2 separate regions of the Homo sapiens genome follow, and region 1 is linked to region 2. Evidence: read pairs that join two places in POLR2A ChIA-PET (ENCODE). Cell type or tissue: K562. All regions are shown on one strand.

Region 1 (4,000 bases), 160 kb before region 2:
GGAGTTTGTTATGCAATATTTCAGGAGGACCCAAGACCACAGTCAGGTTTAGTGATTCTCTGGGACTCACAGAACTCAGTATATAGTGGAACTCACGGTTAATATTTATTACAGTGAAAGAATACAAAGCAAAATCAGCCAGGAGAAAACTCACATGGGACACAGCTCAGAGGAAACCAGGCACAAGTTTCCAAGTGTCTTCTCCCAGTGAAATCACATAAGATGTATTTACTTAAATCTTCCAGTACTGAATTGTAACATGTGTGAAGTGTTATCTACAACAGAAGCTCATTAGAGACAGAATGTCTCTAATTTGAGGTTTACTGGAGGTTAGTCACCTAGGCACCCTTTGCCTGGCATGTATCAAAATTTCAGACTCCCAGAAGAAAACTGGTGTTCATATACATAATTCTTTGCACAAATAGTTTAGGCACAGTGAGCCACTCCTATCACTTAGGAAAAGCTTTGTATCAGTGCAGGAAATTTTACCATTTACATTCTCAGATCCCAGACAAAGGTCAACCTTCTAAGCTTGTTTCCAAGGAGAGTAGCCTCCAACCTGCTATGTTAATTATTGTGTGCACATGCAGCAATAGATAACTGCAACAATAGCCACACATCAGTGTTAAAAACAATACAGACCATACAAACCATACAAACCACTGGCCAGACCTGACATAAAATGGCTTATCTCCTCTTCCTGTCAGAAAATTAAATTAAAAGTAATTCAAAGGAATCTTTGTGTAAAACAAATGTACTATGTAATATTATTTTTGAAACAGGTACCACTGCATATGACCTCCAGAGTAAAATTAATATTTGAAAATTAAATAATTTCTTTTTTTTGAGACAGGGTCTCACTCCTACGCCCAGGGTGGAGTGCAGTGTCACAATCATGGCTCAGCCTTGACTTCCTGAGCTCAGGTGATCCTCCCACCTCAGCTTCCCAAGTAGCTGGGACCACAGGCATGTGCCACCATGCCCAGCTAATTTTTTAAACTTTTAGTAGAGATGGGTTTTTGCCGTGTTGCCCAGGCTGGTCTCAAACCCCTGGACTCAAGTGATCCACCTGCCTTGACCTCCCAAAGTGCTGAGATTATAGGCATGAGCCACCATGCCCAGCCAAAAAATTAAATCTTAATCCCAGTCTTTTATATTGGTACATTTGAAGTCTTCTAGGTAAACTTTGATACAATTTCATTCTGAAGAAACTATATTACACCACTTGATACGTAATCATTTAATGGTCAGTTGCTACTGGGCAAAAACAAAAAAATTAATGTACAACATTACAATGAATCCCTGATCAGCAAAGAATGAGAAGATAAATTTTATGGCCGAGCACAGTGGCTCACGCCTGTAATCCCAGCACTTTGGGAGGCTGAGGTAGGCAGATCACTTGAGGTTGGGAGTTCAAGACCAGCCTGGCCAACATGGTGAAACCCCGTCGCTACTGAAAAAAAAAAAAATTAGCCGGGCATGGTGGCGGGTGCCTGTAATCTCAACTTCTCAGGAGGCTGAGGCAAGAGAATCGCTTGAACCTGGGAGGCGGAGGTTGCAGTGAGCTGAGATCATACCACTGCACTCCTGCCTGGGCAACAAAGTGAGACTCCATCTCAAAAAAAAAAAAAAAAAATGAGAATGAGAAGATAAATTTTAAAATCTAATAAAGCTTGGCATCAAAACAGTTACGAAAATCTACAGTATGGTACAAAAAAATTACAAAATTGGCACCCTAGAACAGCTCTAATTTTAATCACAAAAAAATTGTTATTAAGACATTTAGTTTAAGAGGAAAAGGTTATCCTTAGCCTACTTGCACACTTGATTGAGAAGTAAATATTTACTCAGGTACTAGCAGCTATGTATTTAGATATTATTTGCCAATTCTGTATCTGTGAAATCGCCTGCTTACTAAAATTTATGTATAAACCCAACATGCACAAGCACAGAACAGCAAAAATTTAGAGTTGCCCAATGCACACATTCCCAGCTGAGGTAGAATTCAGTGATGCTGTATCTTGTTTCAGCTCTCATACTGTAAATATGTGTCTTTTTCACAGCCTATTTAGTGCCACATTTTTGCACTGTTGTGCTTTTTGTTGGCGATTCCACTACGTGGCCCGCAACTTGTAGCACTGAAGTGCTGTCTAGAGTTCCTGAGCTCAAGAAGACTGTGATGTGTCTCATGAAGAAAACACATGTCAGATAAGCTTAATTCAGACATGAGTTATAGTGCTATTGGGCATAAGTTCAATGTTAATGAATCAATGATATTTATGAAATATGGTGTATGTAAACAGAAACACATGTAAAACAAGGCCATGTTGTACTGCTTGGTTAACTAAAATGCAATCAAAGGCTAGTAGGAACCTAATCCTGTATTTTCCCTAGAGACAATGGTTCGGTATTCACTAACTCAGTGTTCACAGAAACTTTCTAGAACCTAACTATCACAAATAACAAGCACTGACTGCATACATAAGCGTTTTCTGGAAGCCGAATATATATACCAAAGTGCCCAAATCATAACTGTACAGCTCCATGAATCTACAAAACAAACACACTTGTGTAACTAGTACCCAAGTCAAGAAGCAAAATATAACCAGAATCCACAGACCTCTTCATACTCCATTCCTGTCATTATGCCCTCCCTACAAAAGAAACTACTACCTTGACATCCAAAACCATAGTTCTGTCAGTTTTAAATTTTATAGAAATTGAATCATTGAATCATATAAGTCATACTTCGTTTTTTCTTTTTTTTTTTTTTTTTTTTGAGACGGAGTCTCACTCTGTTGCCCGGGCTGGAGTACAGTGGCACGATCTCGGCTCACTGCAACCTCCGCCTCTCGGGTTCAAGCGATTCTCCTGCTTCAGCCTCCCAAGTAGCTGGCATTACAGGCGCACGTCACCACACCCTGAAATTTTTTATACTTTTTGGTAGAGAGGGGATTTCACTATGTTGACCAAGTTACCTGGTCTCAAATTCCTGACCCAAATTGATCTGCCCACCTCGGCCTCCCAAAGTGCTGGGATTACAGGCACAAGCCACCATGCACGGCCAAGTCATACTTCTTTATGTCTGGCTTCTTTCACCAACATTATGTTTATGTAATTCATTCATGTTGTTATGTGTAGTTTAGTTTTTACTGCTGTAGAGCATTCCATTACATATACCACCATTTGTTCATTCTGTTGTTGACAGGAACTGGGGTTATTACAGACAGTGTTAATACGAATAGTGTTAATAACTTGCTAGCTTAATATTTTTAAAAACTTTTTCCCTTAATTACATTAAATGCAAATATTAAAAAAAGCTACTTGTCATATAAACATCTCTAAATCAGTAGATGTAAACACAATAATGCTACAAAACTGCAGGCAAGTTAACAGAGATGGTACAGGAATGAAGAAAAGAAGTATAAAGTTGTGGCAGTGAGCTAAATAAAGAAGCACTCATTTTATAGAAAAAAATGTATCTAAAACTATAGTCATATCCTGATATACAAAAAAGATAAAGTATTTTGTCTTAAGATAGACTGGATAACAGAGCTAATAGATTAAACTAAAACCAGTGATGAAAAAATGACTCAAAATCAAGGGCCAGGCGGGGTGGCTCACGCCTGTAATCCCAGCACTTTGGGAGGCCAAGACGGGCAGATCACAAGGTCAGGAGATCGAGACCATCCTGGCTAACATGGTGAAACCCCGTCCTACTAAAAACACAAAAAATTAGCCAGGCGTGGTGGCAGATGTCTGTAGTCCCAGCTACTCGGGAGGCTGAGGCAGGAGAATGGGGTGAACCCAGGAGGCAGAGCTTGCAGTGACCCGAGATCACGCCACTGCCCTCCAGCCTGGGCAACAGAGTGAGACTGCGTCTCAAAAAAAAAAAAAAAGAAAAAATGACTCAAAATCATATTTCCTGCTCTACTTTTAGTGGAGGTAATCAGTGATAATGATTATCAGAATAATTATCACTACCCAAATATTTATGTAT
Region 2 (4,000 bases):
TATGTTGCCCAGGCTGGTCTTGAACTCCTGGTCTCAAGCTATCCTGCCTTGCCCTTCCAAATTGCTGGGATTATAGGCATGGGCCACTCTGCTTGGTCAAAATATTTCATTTTAAAGAACACAAGCTTGAGGGTGAGATTTTTTTTCTTCCCAGAAATATATATATAGTAGAGCAAAAATTACTTTTTCACTTACAGCAAAAGATGTTTCTTTTATCTACCTTTAGTTCTTTAGATTTAGAGAGCAAAAGACCCTACTTACTAAAAATCCATTATTGTTTAATTAAAGCAGTATGTGCAAACCTGGAGCTTTCTCTCTTTGGATGCTTTAAATCCAGGAATTATAACCAAAAGCCTCTGCACAGAGAATATGGAAGTGTTCTTCTAGAATACAGGGAAAGGTATTGTGGATATTTGCATTTGTAGCAATTTCAGTGACAGAAATGAGTGTTTTCAGAAAGCTGCTTACTGAATTTCTTTCTTAAAAAAGTTTTCTCTTTTTTTTCCTTCTGCTGTACAGGGAATGAAAACTCAGCAGGTGAAAGATTAAGCAATTCACCCATTCCTCAACTCTGCTTTCTTCTATTCATTCAGAACTCTGTTACATATTTTTCTGTAGAATTTTCACCTTGTGTCTATACTTTTGTTTTTAAAAATCCTTTTCTGGCTGGGCGCGGTGGCTCATGCTTGTAATCCCAGCACTTTGGGAGGCCAAGGCGGGCGGATCACGAGGTCAGGAGATCAAGACAATCCTGGCTAACACAGTGAAACCCATCTCTACTAAAAATACAAAATATTAGCCGGGTGTGGTGGCGGGCGCCTGTAGTCCCAGCTACTTGGGAGGCTGAGGCAGGAGAATGGCGTGAACCTGGGAGGCGGAGCTTGCGGTGAGCCGAGATGGTGCCACTGCACTCCAGCCTGGGCAACAGAGCAAGAATCTGTCTCAAAAAAAAAAAAAGTTTAAAAATCCTACTGCTGGCAATTAAAGTTAGTTTTGTCAAGTTATGTATTAAGCACCTTTCAGGAATCATATTCTTGCTTTTCTCTAATCTCTAGTGTTCTCTCTGTTAATTCATATGCTTAATACTTTCTAAAGATGCAGAAAAACTGGAATTCTCATGTTGGTGGGAATTTAAGTTATCATGTGTTAGTCTTGTTATCCAAAGTGACAGAAATGGAATTCAAGCGAACTTAAGAAAAAAAAAGTAGGTAGAGGTTGGGCATGGTGGTTCACACCTGTAATCCCAACACTTTGGTAGGCCAAGGAGGGAGGATTGCTTGAGGCCAACATAGCATGACTCATCTCTCTCTCTCTCACTATATATATATATATTATATATATATAATATATATATTTTATATATTATATATTAAATATATATAATATATATATTATATATATTATATATATATTTTATATATTATATATTAAATATATATAATATATATATTATATATATATTTTATATATTATATATTAAATATATATAATATATATTATATATTAAATATATATAATATATATTATATATTAAATATATATAATATATATATTATATATTAAATATATATATTATATATATAATATATATATTATATATATATGTAAAGTAGGTGGGGAGGATTTTGTGCTCACATAATTGGGTAGGATGGACATTAAACAGGACTGGACCAAGAGTTCAAGTGAGGTTGTCATGGCTTCCCTTTACTCCCTGTAGTAAATATCAAAAATGGAGTTCAGCTCTACTTTTCTTTCTTCATTCTTCCTAAAACACTCAAGGGTCATTTATGTTCAGGGACAATGTTTAATTACTTCAAAAATGCAAGAGTTCCCTGATAGATGCAGCAGAAAATCCTGGAGAAAGATTCTGATTGACCCAGCTGGGGTTCATCCCTGAGTCAATTACAGTAGCTAGGGAAACAGAGGTGAGGCAGTATAGACCTGCCTGGGAAAGGGCATGTGTTCTGTGTTGCCAGACATAATGGACTTAAATCCCAGCTAGCTGTGTGACCTTGGGAAATTACTGCCCTTTACTGTTTTCGTTTCCTTATCTGTAATCTAGGGATTATATTGTAAAGATTACATTCTGTGTAGAAATACACAGAACAATCCCTGGCAAGCAGAATATATTGCATAAATCTTACCGAGTAGTTTTATTATCGGTCATGTGTCTTTCCTTGTGGTTTGAGTGGGAGGGGTTGCTATGAGTAGGAGGTGGTAGTGGAGATGGAGAACAGTGTAGAGGGTTCGTTTTTTCTCTTGTATAGAGGCAGTATACTATAACAGTTAAGAACTTCTCCCTCTACCCCTTACTATGTGACTTGGGCAAGGAAATTTACTCTGTCTCAGTTTCCTTACTTGTACAAGTTAGAAAATAATAGGGGAAAATAATGGGGGAGGAGGGAATAATAGTATCTATCTCTTCAGGTTGACATGAGAATTAAATGAGTCAATACAGAATGCTTAGAATAGTACTTTACTAAATATTCACTTGATGTTAATGACTACAATGATTACACAATTGATATTTCTTTTTAATTTGCCCACGGTATCTAACTGGTATCTATACTGCTAGACTTGGTTCCCATGTCCCACTTTGTGAAATGTGTAGGATTTATGTAATCTACTTCTAATGAGCTCTCTGATACTTGCCAGACTTATAATCCTCTTCACATGGGAATTACTACTGGAATTTGGACCGTTCCCTTAATTCAGTGTAGGGCCCTGGAGCCTATGTGTTTGCTAACGAGAGGTAGCCCAGGTTGTGGTTGTTCATTTCTCTTTTTATTCATCTCTCTTGTCAAACTAAAACAAAAGAAGCTGAGCCTCAGAATTAATATAGAGTATATTTGGGCCAAAGTAGAGAACAGCTGCCTGGGACACACTTCCAAATTGTCTTGGGAAGTGCTCCGTTCAGACCTTTGCTACAAGCAGATTTTTTTTTTTTTTTTTTTTTTGAGACAGAGTCTCACTCTGTCACCCAGGCTGGAGTGCAGTGGCGCGATCTCCGCTCACTGCAAGCTCCGCCTCCTGGGTTCACGCCATTCTCCTGCCTCAGCCTCCCGAGTAGCTGGGACTACAGGCGCGTGCCACCACGTCCGGCTAATTTTTTTGTATTTTCAGTAGAAACGGGGTTTCACTGTGTTAGCTAGGAGGGTCTCAATCTCCTGACCTCGTGATCCGCCCACCTTGGCCTCCCAAAGTGCTGGGATTACGAGCGTGAGCCACCGCGCCCGGCGCTACAAGCAGATTTTTGAAGGCAAAAAGAGGATAAGGAGTGGGCTTATACAAAATTGTTTGTCAGGAATTCTCATCAGTTCACAGAAATAACATTGATTAGTGATTGGCTATACATTATTGAGCTACAGTGTGTGGGTTATACTGTCCAGAATGTGGCATTGTTAGATTAATTTATAGTTACTTGTAGAAACAGCGAATATAGCTAGTAGTTTCTTTTTTTTTTTTTTTTTTTGAGATGGAGTCTCACTCTGTTGCCCAGACTGGAGTGCGATCTTGGCTCACCACGATCTCCAGCGGGTTCAAGCGATTCTCCTGCCTCAGCCTCCCCAGTAGCTGGGATCATAGGCGGCTGCCACTACTATGCCTGGCTAATTTTTGTATTTTTAGTAGAGACAGGTTTCATCATGTTGGCCAGGCTGGTCTCGAACTCCCAACCTCAGGTGATCCACCCACCTCGGCCTCCCAAAGTGTTAGGATTACAGGCGTGAGCCTCCGTGCCCAGCCACGAAAGCAGTTTCAAGAGATTACATAGTTCAAGGAGAGAAATAGGATATGAATGGTGTCTCATTTTAATGCCTTCCTGGGCCTGATAATTTAAAAGGGCTTACATTCCTCATATAAAAAGTGTGTGTGACCAGGCATGGTGACTCACACCTACAATCCCAGCACTTTGGGAGGCCGAGGTGGGTGGATCACTTGAGCCCAGGAGTTCGAGACCAGTCTGGGCAACACGCCAAAACCCCGTCACTACAAAAAATAC

The links. Peaks named below come from ENCODE experiments on the same cell type or tissue, not always from the same donor. Only the 100,000 strongest peaks of a DNase experiment are listed, where the experiment ranks them.
Region 1: POLR2A ChIA-PET joins it to region 2 with 6 read pairs; 2 of 35 experiments call an interaction of 5 or more read pairs at or near these places.

What each region holds. Positions count from the first base shown.
Region 1 is chr5:118,897,041-118,901,040 of GRCh38, forward strand. The region is part of intron 4 of DTWD2 (DTW motif tRNA-uridine aminocarboxypropyltransferase 2); the gene reads right to left. Among named protein-coding and RNA genes, the nearest start is that of MIR1244-2, 76 kb to the right of the region's middle. In K562, no CTCF peak of the experiment used is centred here; no DNase peak of the experiment used is centred here.
Region 2 is chr5:119,061,701-119,065,700 of GRCh38, forward strand. The region is part of intron 1 of DMXL1-DT (DMXL1 divergent transcript); the gene reads right to left. Among named protein-coding and RNA genes, the nearest start is that of DMXL1-DT, 7.2 kb to the right of the region's middle. RefSeq lists an enhancer at 2,163-2,272. In K562, no CTCF peak of the experiment used is centred here; a DNase peak (open chromatin) is centred at 2,201.